Linked DNA regions of Homo sapiens: region 2 is linked to region 1. The links are chromatin loops, found by intact Hi-C in ENCODE. Cell type or tissue: endothelial cell of umbilical vein. All regions are shown on one strand. Links, peaks and the distances in the headings refer to the core of each region. The heading gives the core; the rest is flanking DNA.

The links. Hi-C counts contacts between places; a loop is a spot of excess contacts. Peaks named below come from ENCODE experiments on the same cell type or tissue, not always from the same donor. Only the 100,000 strongest peaks of a DNase experiment are listed, where the experiment ranks them.
Region 2: a loop joins it to region 1, with 4 times the contacts of the local background. A loop is called at or near these places in 1 of 110 quality-filtered maps.

What each region holds. Positions count from the first base shown.
Region 1 is chr13:40,535,689-40,543,525 of GRCh38, reverse strand. No RefSeq gene overlaps it. Among named protein-coding and RNA genes, the nearest start is that of LINC00598, 59 kb to the right of the region's middle. RefSeq lists enhancers at 1,697-2,244, 2,245-2,794, 2,795-3,344 and a silencer at 5,660-5,954. In endothelial cell of umbilical vein, for the core only: no CTCF peak of the experiment used is centred there; a DNase peak (open chromatin) is centred at 2,945; H3K27ac peaks cover 1,965 bases.
Region 2 is chr13:40,606,457-40,614,293 of GRCh38, reverse strand. All of the region lies in intron 1 of FOXO1 (forkhead box O1), which reads left to right. Among named protein-coding and RNA genes, the nearest start is that of FOXO1, 56 kb to the left of the region's middle. RefSeq lists an enhancer at 949-998. In endothelial cell of umbilical vein, for the core only: no CTCF peak of the experiment used is centred there; DNase peaks (open chromatin) are centred at 3,093 and 3,743; H3K27ac peaks cover 3,910 bases.

The DNA.
Region 1 (7,837 bases), core at 1,041-6,040:
GAGCCACCACGCCCAGCTAGGTCCTTTTTATTTTTAAGTAGTATTGCAATGTGTAGATATACCAGTTGGTTTATCCATTCTTCTGTTGATAGACATCTGGGCTATTTCCAATTTTTGACTATTATGGATAAAGGTGCTATACACACTTTTGTACACATTTTTTTTGTGGGCATTATATTTTCATTTCTCTTGAGTGGGATACTTAGGAATGTGATTGCAGGATCATAGGTATATTCAATTTTTTAAGAAAATGCCAAATGGTTTTCCAAAGTGGCTGTACCAGTTTACACTCCCACCAGCAATGCATGAGAGTTCTGGTTGTTCCATGTCCTCTCCAAAATCTGGTATTTTTCATCTTGTTAATTTTAGCTATTTTAGTGTTTGTAGTGGTATCTTATTATGATTTTAACTTGCATTTCCCTGATGATTATGATGGTGAATGCTTTTTCATGTGCTTATTGACCATTTGTATGTCTTGTGAAGTGTCTATTCAAGTATTTTATCCATGTTTAAATTGCATTGTCTTTTTATTATTTTATTATTTTTTGTTTTTTTATTGAGTTGTAGGAGGTCTGTATATATTCTGCATATAAGCTATAGGAATGTATGTGTATATAAGTATGTAATATCTTTGTACATGATATAGATTAGATATAATATATATTCAGACACAGGTGTTGCACATATTTTCTCCTAATGTTACCTATTTTCTTGAGTGCCTTTTGATGAACAATTTTAAATTTTGATGAAGTTCAATTTATTACTTTTTTTCTTTTGTGATTTGTGCTTTCTGTGTCTTCATCAAGAAATCTTTACTTTCCCCTGTATTCTCTTATGTTTTCTTCTAATGACATTGTGTTTATATATGTGCACAGAAACTAAAAAAAGCAACAACAAGAAAAGCATAACCACAAAACGCAGCATAATACATAAAGAATAAAATTTCTTAATATTATCAAATACCCAGTTAGCACAATGTTCACATTTTCTCACTTACTTTTTAGGTTTTTCTTATGATTTGTTAATACAAATTAGAATCCAGATAACATCCATATTATAATACATTGCTTTTTTTTTTTTTTCTGAGACAGAGTCTTATTCTGTCATCCAGGCTGGAGTGCAGTGGTACAATCTCGGCTCACTGCAACCTCCGCCTTCCAGGTTCAAGCAATTCTCCTGCCTTAGCCTCCCGAGTAGCTGGGATTACAGGTGCACGCCTGGCTAATTTTTTTGTATTTTTAGTAGAGACAGGGTTTCACCATGTTGGCCAGGCTGGTCTTGAACTCCTGACCTCGTGATCTGCCTGCCTCGGCCTCCCAAAGTGCTGGGATTACAGGCGTGAGCCATTATGCCTGGCAATACATTGCTTTTTTTGATATGTATTCTAAGAGTTTTTCTTAGTGTACAGGTCACCCCCATTTTTTTTTTTGGTACTGTTTTTAAGAAACTGTGTCATTTGTAGCGTGTCTCATAGTTTGGACTTTGCTGATTTTATCCTCATGGTGCCATTAGTATATTTCTCTGCCCCTGTGTAACCTGAAAACTAGATCTAGAGGCTTGGTCATATTTAGGTCCAGTCTTTTTTTTCTTTTTTTTTTTCTTTCTTTTTTGGAGATGGAGTCTTGCTCTTGTCACCCAGGCTGGAGTGCAATGGTAAGCTCTCAGCTCACTGCAACCTCCGCCTCCCAGGTTCAAGCGATTCTCCTGCCTCAGCCTCCTGAGTAGCTGGGATTACAGGCACCTGCCACTACACCCAGCTAATTGATGTATTTTTAGTAGAGACAGGGTTTCGCCATGTTGGTCAGGCTGGTCTCGAACTCCTGACTTCAGGTGATCCACCCACCTTGGCCTCCCAAGTGCTGGGATTACAGGCGTGAGCCACTGCGCCTAGCCTAGGTCCAGTCTTTGTCAAGAATACTTTATAGTATTCTGCGACTAGACAGGGTGGGAAGCACATGATGTCCACTTGCCTTTTGTATGATATTAGCAGCCATTGATGACCATTGTTATTGTCATTATTTCATGAAGATTACAAAATGGTGATATTCTAATTCTACCATTTCTTCTTCCTTTTTTTTTGTTTGAGACAGAGTCTTGGTCTGTCTCCCAGGCTGGAGAGCACTGGCGTGATCTCAGCTCACTGCAACCTCTGCCTCCTGGGTTCCAGCTTCAAGTGATTCTCGTGCCTCAGCCTCCCAAGTAGCTGGGACTACAGGCACATGCCAGCACACCCAGCTAATTTTTGTATTTTGAATAGAGATGGGTGTCCGCCATGTTGGCCAGGCTGGTCTTGAACTCCTGACCTCAGGTGATCCGCCTGCCTCAGTCAAAGTGCTGGGATTACAGGCATGAGCCACCATGCCTGGCCCAGTTCTACCATTTCTTCTAAATTCATTAGCTGAAAACTCTTGTGGTTATAATTCCTTGAAATGACTATTTGGATGCCCTATCCTCTATCTTGAATAGCTCCAGGAATGCCCGGAATAATTTCTAGAGTTATTTATCTGCTTTGTATCACTAGTTTTTAAGTTTTCCGCACAGTGTTAGGCTACAGTTGTTGCTTATTAATATTTACAACAACAAGAAAAATAATCATTATGTTCTGAGCACTCTGGGGGCAGGGTCTAACTGAAGCACTCATCAGATCCTCTGAGCTGGAAATTATTATTCATAGACACTATGGCTTTCCACATAAGGTGACAGATTTATCAAACAATCTCTGATCTTCCGTACGGGTTTCTTCCACGCCATTGTCTCCAGTATGGATATGTGGAAGATTTTCCTCTCCTTTAACTTTTTAGGTTTGAAAATATTTCTACCATTAAATGCCTTTCGCTGTGTGAAATAATATGAACCCAGGATAAACATTCAAATAATAGGATGTTGACTATTCCCATTAAAGTTGAAAGAGGAGGCCCATAGCTACAGCATGAGTCATCCCTACTCTGGCCGCTTACTGTGTCAAGTCAGGAATTTAAACAGATCCTTTGCCCCTCACAAAGGCTCCGTTTCCTCCTCAGTAGAATGGGAAAAAATAATACTGGGTCATGACTTTGTGCCAAAGAGGTGTTTCCCACTATAGACCAACTGGAGACAGCTTGGGCAGATGCTGGGGTCTGAAACCTTTTCCAAATAAATATAGGAGAACACCATCAGAGGGAACACGCCCTCCCTGGTGAGATTCCCCATTTTACCTTCTTCGTGGCTTAGTGTCTTCTAAAAGGAAATGATCTAAGTGACTAGATGTGTGAAGGAAATTATTAAACAGAATACTCAAAATTGGCCTTGATATGAGAGAAGAAAGTGTTTAGGGTTTGAAAGACTAATGAGTTTATGCGACATACTAGTCCCTTTCGCAGGAACAGATACTTTTCAGCTGGTTCATAGGCAGGTTTGCATTCTCTCTTGATTGGACGAGGGGGATTATTTCTTGTATATTAGGCTGCTTATGGCTTCTGCTTCCTAGCCCTTGATTCTCTTTCACAATTATCTTCCACAAGCCAGCAGTTTCTATTCCTTTGCACATTTAACTCAGCTATAAGATGATCTGTTTCCCCTCAAAACCCCACCAAAGATTGCTGTTGATTTTCTCGAAGATACAGATACTTTCAGTAAATGTTGACCCGTCTCTGTTGTTTTGAGCTGGAGAGTCAATTTTACACATAGAGTGACTGTGCATCCCAGTTTTCCCAGGACAAACTTACGCTTGTTGCCATACTGTAGTTATTAACAGTACCCTCTTTCACTTTCAAAAGTGTCCTGGTTTGAATGACAAATCACGTGGACACCCTGTTTATACACAATAGTTACCCGTTACTTTTCTTCTATTGCATAAGAGGGAAATGGAAGATCACCCTTAAAATATCACAGTAATAATTGCCTTAGAAAGATCTACTGATGAATGGTAAGTTAGAGGGCAAAAGGGAGAAATAGGATATCTACATAATCAAAGCATCTCCAAATCTACAAAGCATCTCCCCTCAAATATTTTCTAATTATAAAGGGGGAAAAGAATGAGATTACAGTGGAAAAACCTGGAAGATACCACTTTTGCCAAATGATCAAGATTATCATCACCAGTGGTAAGATAAATCGACATCATGTACTTTTTTTTTGAGACAGGGTCTCACTCTGTTGCCCAGGCTGGAGTGCAGTGGTGCCATCTCAGCTCACTGCAACCTCCACCTCCCAGGCTCAAGTGATTCTCGTGCCTCAGCCTCCCTAGTAGCTGGGATTACAGGCACATGCCACCACGCCTGGCTAATTTTTGTATTTTTAGTAGAGACAGGGTTTCACCATGTTGGACAGGCTGGTCTTGAACTCCTGGCCTCAAATGATCCACCCTACTTGGCCTCCCAAAGTGTTGGGATTACAGGCGTGAGCCACCGCGCCTGGCCTGTATATCCATATTGTACCTGCAATAATATAGCACACTGTGTTTCATGTATTACATAACCTGTATATTGCTTAAAGTATGGTTTCTACATTCTGGAAGTTAGGGAAAGGTAAAAAGACCAACGCCTTTTTAGTTGTGCAAACTTGAGTACCAGCTCTGTCCATTATTAGCCATTTGCCTTTGAGGAAATTATTTAAGCTCTTGGGCCTCAGTTTCCTCATATACTTTCTTATATGATGCACTGAAAAGGGCACGTCACCTCTGTGGGAATCTTGCCAGAAATGTATAACCTGTTTAATGGTGAGAAAACACATCAGACAAACCCAAGTTAAGGGATATCCTACAAAATATCTGACTAGGACTCTTACAAATTGTCAAGGTCCTGAAGGACAAGAAAACACAGAGGAACTGTCTCAGCTTGCAGAGCACATGAGGATAAATGCAGCAAAGGATCCTGGATTGGATCTTGAAACAGAAAAAGAAGACATTAGTGGAGAATCTGGTGAAATCCAAGTATAGGTAACAGTATCATACCAGAGTTAATTTCTTGGTTTTGATTATTGTACTATCAGTATGTAAGTCATTAACAGTAGGAGAAGCTGGATGAAGGGTATGTAAAAACTCTCTTTCCTACTTTTTTTTTCCCCAAGACAGAGTCTCACTCTGTTGCCCCAGCTGGAGTTCAGTGTCACTGTCATGGCTCACTGCAGACTCAAACTCCTGCACTCAATGGATTCTCCTGCCCCAGCCTCCCAAGTGTCTGGCATTACAGGTACGCACCACCACACCCAATAATCTTTTTTTTTTTTTTGAGAGGGAGTCTCGCTCTGTTGCCCAGGCTGGAATGCAGTGGCGTGATCTCAACTCGCTGCAATCTCTGCCTCCTGGGTTCAAGCAATTCTCCTGCCTCAGCCTCCCAAGTAGCTGGGACTACAGGAGCCCACCACCACACTTGGATGATTTTTGTATTTTTAGTAGAAATGGGGTTTCACCATGTTGGCCAGGCTTGTCTCGAACTCCTGACCTCAGATGATCTGCCTGCCTCAGCTTCCCAAAGTGCTGGGATTACAGGCATGAATCACCACGTCTGGCCCCAATAATCTTTTATATATATATTATTATTATTATTATTATACTTTAAGTTCTAGGGTACATGTGCACAATGTGTGGGTTTGTTACATATGTATACATGTGCCATATTGGTATGCTGCACCCACCCAATAATCTTTCTATTTTAATTGTTTTGCAGAGATGGGAGTCTCTCTATGTTGGCCAGGCTGGTCTCGAACTCCTGGGCTCAAGAGATCCTCTGGTCTTGGCCTCCCAAAGTGCCAGGATTACAAGCATGAGCCCCCGTGCCAGCTCTTTTAAAAATCAGGAAAGCACAGGAAAAGAGTGAGTGGGTACGCTTGGCTGGAAGTCAAGGGCCTGGCACGGGGTTGTGGAGCCAGGCTCTTCCTGGCGGCGGGGCTGTGGGGAGCTGGATGGCTGGACTGAGGTTACTGAGAGCCCTCCTCAGCCGAGCAGCAGGGGATTTACCCATCAAAGTAATCAGGGACAGAGTCTGAACCTGTCCCCATTGGCTCAAGATAATTAAAAGGGGATGGAAAAAATGTTATCTTTTAAAGGGCTTTGGGAGGTTGAGGCCTTCGCAGGAGAATGGCCAGGAGACTAGTGTGTGCAAAGAGGCAGGCGGATGATCCCCATCCTACAGGGGCATTTATTTTGTGGACACCGGGGTCACCTGGGAAGCAGGTCTGGCCTCAGTTCTCCGGCCTGGGGCACTGTTTGTTCTGTGTCTCGCTTGTGGAATAAAGAGGATTCCTGTTTCAGTGAGGAACCACACCTGCTCAGAGGGAAAATACTCTGCTTGTCAGAATCTTTCACTTTCTGTGAACCAGCTCCTTGGCCTGATAGGGTCACAGGGCCCAGGAGTGGTCAAGGAAGCTTCTGTGAATGTATTGAACGTCAAGAGTGTCCAGGGGGATGTGTGGTGTTTGGCCCGATTCCTGTCATTGCCAGTGGAAATGCCATCTCTGGAGTTTGCCCCAGGTGTTTGTGAAGCAGGTTGGGATTCGGAGCTGAACGCTCCTCTAAAGATATGTGCTGGCTTCTTATGTCATGGCTAGACAGCCCCTGCTGGGCCTGTTTGCTGTCCCTTTCTCTTTGCCCCTGAGTTGTGTCAGGAGATTTGAGGAACTTCTGACTCATCCTAGCAAGTGGCTATGGCCTTTTTGCAAAAAGCTGTGTCCCAAGGGAAGAGGCAAATGTGACCCAGGTAGGTGCCAGCAGTCACATGGCTTGCAGGGATGACAAGCTCAAACAGGACTTGATGGCTGGGTGTGATGGAAACCATAACACATGATTCTTGGGAGCAGGTCCGTGCTGGCTGGCAGGATATTTGGCTCTGTTTGTGTTTGAACAGTCTGACAACAGCCATAAAGCCTAGCAGCTGTGAGGTATTTCAGGTACCGGAGGACTTCTGGACTTCGGTTAACCTTGGGGTCTTGGGAGTAGAACTTTAGCTTTGAATAATTTAAGGGCTTGGCCTGTAACCTCACGCCTGTAACCCCAGCGCTTTGGGAGGCCAAGGTGGGCGGATCACTTGAGGTCAGGAATTAGAGACCAGCCTGGGAAACATAGCGAAACCCCCTCTCTACAAAAAAAAAAAAAAAAAAAAAAAAAAAAAAAAAAAAGAAAGAAAGAAAGAAAAAAAAAAAGAGCCAGGTGTGGGGGCACGTGCCTGTAGTCTTAGCTACTTGGGAGCTGAGGAAGGAGGATTGTGTGAGCCCAGGAGGTCCAGGATACAGTGAGCCATGATTGTGCCACTGCACTCCGGCCTGGGTGGCAAAGCAAGACCCTGTCTCACAAAAATAAAAAATAAAAAAAAAAAAAAAATAAAAAAAGGAAGCAGTGAGACAGCTCTTACTTAGAAAAGGAACCCTTAAGCCCTCTGCATATTCAGTTCTGGAGACTCTGCTAAGAGCAGCCCTTCCATTCATTAATTTCCTGAAGAAATGGATTTAGATATATTGCTGTATTTTTTTCTTCCAGAAGTTGATCCCTAGATGCCAGATAAACATCCCCTTGATCTTCTGGGAGCCTAAGGTTTTTACTTGGTCCCATGGGATGCAATAGGGCTAAGGCCTTCATGGAAAGTTGGAAGTCAAACTCGGGAGGGAGATTAGCCCAGCCTCAGCGACCCCTCCTCTTTGGACCTGTGATAGAGATTAATGAAATCCGGGGATTAGTACCGAAGATATCGTGTGCTGGCATGAGCGCGGGCTCTGGGCCTTTCTGGGTCCCAGGCTGGGAGCTGGCTGAGGCGCTGGAGAGGAGCAGTAAGGAAGGTTGGCATCTGGGTGGACCCGATGTCAGGCCTGGCCCGCGCACCCACCAGTTATGTAACCTTGGGCAAATGTCCTCCCTGAGCTGAGCCTT
Region 2 (7,837 bases), core at 945-5,944, 71 kb before region 1:
CTGGTGGTTAAACATATCTAGCTTTAAAATTTCCAGCTGCTAGAGGAGACGAAGACGATGAGAAGCAAGCACACAGCAAACTGTTTGGCTTTTAGATGCATCCTGGCCTGGCCGGGTGGACTTGCACAGAACTGCTGGTGCCAGGTTAGTTCCCTGGGACTTTTCCAACATTTGTCTCTGTATTGAGTTTTGTCCTTATTCCTGAAATAGAGTAGCCACTGAAATCAGGAACCAGAACTTCTGGAAAATACCTTTGGAAACCACTGTGTTGCATGGTAGAAGAAAGGCAACTGCCAGTAGTTAAAATACCGGGTTGAGTGCTAGTTTTTTCACCCTTTATTTTTTCTTTTTAAGGAGAGGTCTGATTTACTTTCTTCTGTCTGTTAAAGCTCTTCACAGGTTCTTAGAAAAACAAGCCATTTAATGGTACCAGCCGTGAGGATCCAACTTCAGTTCCATGAAAGCTGCCTGGTAGTTCTGGTCACAGGGTCCTGATGGGAGACCGTGTAACTGCTGCTAGGCAGTCAGCTGGAGGGCTCTGGTGTGGCTCACGCTTGTGTTTGTTCAAGTGACCTGAATGTGCTTCCTCTTTGGGGACCTGTTTCAAATGCACATGCTGACGCCGTAATCATCCACTAAACCAAGTGAGAGTCAGGAAATTCAAATTCGTAGTGCCTGTGACTTGGCCACACTCCCTGTACACATAAAACAAGGTCTTAAATCAGAGAAACTACCATCTAGATTAACACTCAAACTGCAGATGGGGACCGGAGCTGCTCTTGGTGTGGGAACTGCAACTTTGAAGTTCCAGACTTTGATGTGATTAACATTTCAGACTTAAAGTCCTTTCTGTGTGGTAACTTTTTTTTTTTTAAACACCAAACTGAAAATAAAAATTGATTAGATTAGGGGTGTCGGAGAAGCAGATTGTAAAGGGAGGAGCCCTCTTGCAAACCACATGTAACTATGTCACATCCTTATGTGCCTCAGGAAGAGAGAGATGACAGACTAGTGACCTTTCACCATATCTCTTTTACTTATAGCTGTTCTTACAGAGACCCTGCCCTCCAACACACACACCACCTCCAAAAAGAGGACACTTTTGACTTTGCTATCTCTTATTGACCAAGTGATAATCCTGATGGAGAGATGGGGTTTACAGGCATGAGGTGTTCTTTTTTACCCAGATTTCAAGGTTCAAATACTGGAGATCATCTTACAGCCTTCTTCAAATTGTGGCTGATTAAAGTTTAATTCTTCACCTCTGTCTTGCTGGTGAAAGGAATACGAGGGCAGGGAAAGTGGAGTTTGTGGGTCATTCCTCTTTTAAAACGTTGCCATTAAAATTGTAGATAAACCGATACACAGTAGTCCTCCTTTATAGGAGGGAGATAGTTCCAGGACCCACAGTGAGTGCCTGAAACTGGATAGTATCAGACCCTGTGTATACTACGTTTTTCCCTATACCTACATACCTATGATAGTTATACATTAGGCAGAGTAAGAGATTAACAACAATAACTAATAATAAAACAGACCAATAATAACAGTATAATGTAATAAAAGATAGATGAATGTGGTTTCTCTCTCTCTCAAAATATCTTACTGTGTTGTACTGCAGGTAACTCAAAAAGGTGGAAAGTGAAAGCTCAGGGAAGGACTACTGTACATGGAATTGACATCAAGCAAACAAGAAATGTTGTGCCTGGGATGATAAAATTTCTTGGCCACTGAAATTGTTGGGCCAGCCTTCTTTTTGAAAGAAATCTCCTTAGGCATGCTTGCGAACGCACGTGTGTGTATACGTACATATGTGTAACACACACACAAGTCTCTTCTGTTTTCTTAGGTTAAAAACCTGAGGTGTCATCCTGATAATTTCATGGAGACCCTGTAACATTTTTGCCATCATACATGGCACTTTATCTTCGTAGCTGTGTCTGTGATATACTGTCTGCCTGCTGTGCTCTGTCCATTTGAGCTTTCTAGAACCCTGTAGGAGAGGTGGGGAAGCCTGGATTTTGTTGGGGAGATCCAAGGTCTCTATGGCATGACAGCTGATAAATGGAAGATGGATAACTGTAACCCTTGAGTCATTGTGTTTTCTGCTGGCCCTTTCAGTCTACTGACCTTGTTTTCAGTAGGCCTGTAAAAAGGCAGGGCAAAACCTAGCCCTCTAGTAGAGTTTTTATTTTTATTTTTATTTGTTTGTTTATTTATTTATTGAGACAGGGTCTCACTGTGTCTCCCACGCTGGAGTGCAGTGGCGTGATCTTGGCTCAACCCCCGCCTCCTGGGCTCAAACAAACCTCCCACCTCAGCCTCCTCAGTGGCTGAGACTAAAGGCATGCACCACCACACATGGCTCATTTTTTGTATTTTCAGTAGAGACGGGGTTTTGCCATGTTGCCCAGGGTAGTTTTGAACTCCTGGGCTCAAGTGATCCACTCAACTTGGCCTCCCACTGTGCTGGGATTTACAGGCGTGAGCCACTGTGCCCAGCCTAGGTTTTAGGGTTTTTACATTTTACTGTTGACAGTACTGTAGCTGTGATGGGAGGAGGGAAATAACAGGGCTCGTGAGAGAGTGCTGAGCACCGTCCTCTCTCCCAAACACAGCTTCCGTGTGTTTTAGATGTGTTCTTTCCCTATCATGCCATCCATGTTTAGGGGCACAAGAAGAGTCAGGTGAGGAGGGAATGGGCATTTAAGTCCACGTGAACCCCTCTAGCAGGGTTCCCCTCTGCATCACTGTTTCAAGGAGATGGGATAGAATTATGGCGTAACTGTTTTAATGTACGAAATCAGCAGAAGCGATGAATATTTTTATCTTCAAATTTGTATTACACACTGAGGACCTTATATATGATTCTAAATTTATTGGTCATATCCTGAAATACACACTGTGTGTACCTAGTAACCTTGTATTGGTTACAGTGGTGCTGTCTTAAGTTTGTTTATTTGTTTGTTTGTTTTAAATAATGTCTGAACCCACCATAGGGGTAGCACTCTAGCACAGTTTTGGGTAACAAATAAGATTGCATTCTGACATGGTGTCATAAATCATATCTAAAAGCCGTGAGGTCACATAGAACTTGTTTATGTAACAGGGTAGAACAAAACTCATTGTTCTGAGAATATATTGCTCACTCATTTTATCCTCAGTCACGATGAGTTTTACAGCCTATGTGCAGTATTGATGCCACTGAATAAGCATTTATTTTTGATGAAGATACAACTTTTCTCCTCACGTTCAGTTGAGAGTTTGCAACAAGTAAGACTTTGCATTCTGGAATTTATGTAGATGTATGTGTATAGATACATGTGGTTTTTAAGGCCTGGCAACCTTAATGAATACTGGTAGAAGATTTTGGCTGTCTTTTAACAGCATTACCATGTGGTTGACCATTTAAATAAGCAGCAGTTTATCTTGATGTAGTGAATGCATTTAATTGGTTATCCTGGCAAAGCAGGGTATTCGTTGGTTACAAGCATAATTTTCTGAGTTTATATTATTTTTCCTTCTAGATATTTGTGAGCTATTGTTTTTATAGCCTATATTGAAACATGCTTTTTCTTTTTAAAATGGATTGTAGTATAGAGCTTTGTTAATAAAAAAATTTAAAATAAAAATGGTAAGGCAGAATGACTTAGTTATTTTTATATTTTCCTGTAAAAACAGCCTCAGTTAAGTGAGCCACAATGAGCCATGATGTATTTCCTCCATCAGGATGGAAAATAAGCCATTTATTATTTCAGGTCTGACTCACAGTGAACCTGCTGACACTGGGATGTTTTAAAATCATAATCATAAGGAACAGGTTAGGGCAGAAACTTGGACGCTGGGCCTAGGATTACCTGCTTATTACAATGTTTTACAACTTGGATGCTTTAGGTTTTCTGGCACAATGTCCTAAACCTCACACACTAAACACCCCCTTGTTGTACAATTATTGCTTGCTGGTTTTAGATGGTGCCAAATAGACAGATGCCTCATCATAATTACCATTTTTTAAAATTTCACTGTTATAGACATATATAAATAGGTTGTTATCTCCTCTCCCTTCCCTCAGTACAGTATGCTCATGCTTCCACAAAAAGCACCCCGGATGTCCTTAGTTAATAAAAACGGGCAGCTGAGGAGTGAGGGTGTGGCAGGTGGATGCAGCGTGTCCTCAGTGTCGCAGGGTACATAATATTAAATTACATGTGATTGCAAAGGAAAGCAGTTACGTCGAATACAGTTGTGAAAATTGTCGTAGGGTAATAGATGTGCTTCTTTATCAATACATTAAATAATATTTAGTGGCGGGTCACCATAATTTTGAGGTGGAGATGAATAAACAATATTTTGAGTTTTTGACAGCAACTGTAATGTGAAGGCATCCGATTTCTATTGGTGTCAAAGTCACAGGTACTGCCAATACTGTGATGTGTTGCCTACATTCGTAATTGGAAAAAATGCTGAATTTTAATGAGCGGCTCATAAAAATGTGTTTTTTCCTATCCAAGGTCATGAATCCCTTGAGTTCTGTCCATGGGCTCCAGGTTAAAATCCTGGGCCTTGAGGAATTTTTTTCCCCCCCACCCTGAAGAATTTCTTTAGGCGTGAGTTTGAATATATGCAAATAAAGTTTTCCTTGAAGACAGTGCTATTCTACTGGCCTTGGTTCAAAAATAGGAAGACATGTTTAACTCTTGTTTTTATAGTCAATCCTAATTATCTACAGTCCAGAATTGAAGAAATTAGCCTTCATTTTCCTGAGAAAATCACATACTCCTTTGACATCAAAAGAAGGATGCACTGAAACCTGTATTTTCTATGGTTTTGAGTAAACAGACTTACATTTACAAATACTCATGCATAATTCTATACACATTCTAGGCATATTAATACAGTGTAGACTGATATAAAAAATTACATCCTTTCCAAAGTAAGTGTATGCCTCTCCTTTGTAAAACAGAAGGAAGAATAAAGAAAGCAAACAAATTAACCTTGTCATGGCAAGCAGAAGAAAAAAGAAGCAGTAGGCTCCCAGTTTGGTATTCTACCCTCCAGATGACTTTATTGCATAATATGTTTTGTCATCCAAACGTAATTTTATTTCAGGTCTACTGAGCTTCAAAAATTACAAATGATAACGATAATTAATTAAATTTGAGTAGTTTTAATGACATTGAGCTGTGTGCTGGAATGGGAAAATGGCACAATTGAAGGACATTTACATTGAATGTCATTGTTTAAAGTTACCCTGATTTGGAGGCCCATTAAAAATACCAAAAGTCATTGTATTTTAACATTTATTTCAGCTGAAGGTTTTAAAACAGCTTTTAAAAATCTTTAGTACCTGCAGTGAAGATACACGTACCCCCTTCCCACCTATCTCTAGGATCCATCATATGAGCTGAAAATTATCTTTAATAAATTAACCATGATCATGACAAATCTTACTTTACTGCTTTGAAGGAAAAAGGAGGCATTTTGTGACGTGACACTGAAAGGATAACATTTGTTGCCACCCTCTTATATAATACCTACCTTAAGAATCAGGAAAAGCCTTGGAGATGACACTTCAATTTGTAGACAATGTTCTTTTCTGAAGAGAATCTGAAAAAAAGATAGCCTGGAGAAATCAATAAAATGTAAAATAGAAAAAGAATAAGGTGATTGCTACTTTAACAACAAGCTAATACTCTGAGGGGTTACATTAGTGACAGACAAGGAGAAATATGCATTTTTGACTTGAAGGATAACACATTGTATCAGTTAGCTTTTGCTCCATAACAAATAACCCCAAAAGTCTCAGTGGCATGCAACTGTATGTATTTATTTCTTGCTCACATGTATGAGATTCCCTGCAGCAGCCTACTCCATGTGTCTCACTTTGAGGCCTTGGCTGGAAGGTGAGCGACTAGGGTAAGTTCTTCTCATGGTAGTGTCATGTGCAAGAGGGCAAGCCTGACTGTATGAGTATGTTTCAAGTCTCTGCCAGCATCAGATTCCCTAGCATCCCATTAGCCATAGCATCTCTTGAATCAAGAAGGAGAAAAGTGTACTTTACCGACAAGAGGCCATAGAAATACAATTACCAGGGAGTGAAGAATTGGGACCAATAATTCTGTCCTACCACAAATGCTAAAAATGTTAGCAGCTGAGGGTAGCTTTTGGTTATGAGATTATATGGTGGTGTCTTATTGCCTTTGGCTTTTGTCATTTCCTCTGCCCCAAGAAACACTAGTTCAGTTTTTCATATGGATGTTGGACCGAATGTAACACACCATGAGAGACATGTTACTAACAGCTGGGTAAGGGACAAGAAAGAGGGTACGTGAATTGAGGTAAGACTTAAGAGATCTGGGTTCAAAATCTGTTTCAGCAGTGTACCAATTGGGGGAACCCCAGGCAATTCATGTAACCTGTTTCTGTCATGGGCCCCTTGTTCTGTAAAATGAAGATACTGGGCTAGCCCGTCTCCTTAGTTCTTTCTACCACTAGAATTGAGGTTTGATTTCTTATCTGTAGATAACAGGTTTCATTTATTGGCACCTCCATTCTCACCTTTGTGTTGGTGTAGGCTCAAGGCAACAGAATGACTTTAGTAGGCAAATGGGGTTAAGTAAAAACATTGAGTGTATAGAGATGTATTACCTATGTGTACAATACTAAATAGTGTGGAGTAATGACTGTCGAATGCTGTGTTTGGGGTTATAGAATCTCCCCTATAGGCTTTAAGCTCCCTGATAACTTTATTTCCCTCCCTCCCTCCCACCCATCTAGTACAGTGCCTGACTTATAGTAAAGCACTCTAGGAACAAATGGTTGAAGGAAGAAACCCCAAGTGGGAAATTAGTAGGGGAACAATTCCCTAGCCTGAAAGTGTATCCAAGAAGAATGATGTTTTTCTGGTGCTTATATTTATTGCCTAGGATGGACAGCTTTCTGCTTCAGAGGATTGGGAGTGTTCATCCAAGCAAGATTGACATAGACATTTGATGCTGTGTCCCCAGCATTTTGCTAGGCGCTCCGGGTGTAGCACGAGGAAGCATGGTTGCAACGCCCTCCGGTTTTTGTCTGGAAGACAGATGTGTAAACAGAATTGCACTGTGCCTTCTGTACCAGAGGCCCAACCAAGGCATAGAAGAGCCACGTGGGAGACATAGGGAGATCTCACTTGGAAGAAACCTGGGTCTGGTCTTGATTGAGGAGTGGGGAGAAGTTGGGCAGATGTGCGGGCTTATAGAGAGCTTTCTGGGAAGGGTGAAGTGGCACAATATTTTTTGGGGGCCTAACTACAAAGTCTGAAGGGAAAGGCAAAGTGAGACAAAGCTTCAGAGGCAGACAGGGTTAGATCTGAGAGCATTGCATGATATGACTTTGGTCTTTACCTGATAGAAAAAGGAAGTTACTGAGGAATTTAAAGCAGGGTCAGGGATGTGATGAGATAGGAATGGCAATGAGGAAGTTGGATGTGGGAGTTGCAGGGACCTGCAGGCTGCACTATGACTTGGGGAGGATGGAGGGACAGCAGAGGGGCATGAGATGGGCTGACATCTGGCAAGTAGTGTCTAGTATGGACAATCACTCTTACAGCCCTCCTCAGTCGCTTTTGGCACCCTGCCTCTCCCCCAGCCCCACCATAGAAAATAACATGCTGTGCTGTCACTTAAAACCCCCTTTTCATGGCCGGGCGCGGTGGCTTACACCTGGAATCCTGGCATTTTGGGAGGCCGAGGCGGGCGGATCACTTGAGGTCAGGAGTTTGAGGCCAGCCTGGCCAACATGGTGAAACCCCATCTCTACTAAAAATACAAAAATTAGCCAGGTGTGGTGGTGGCAC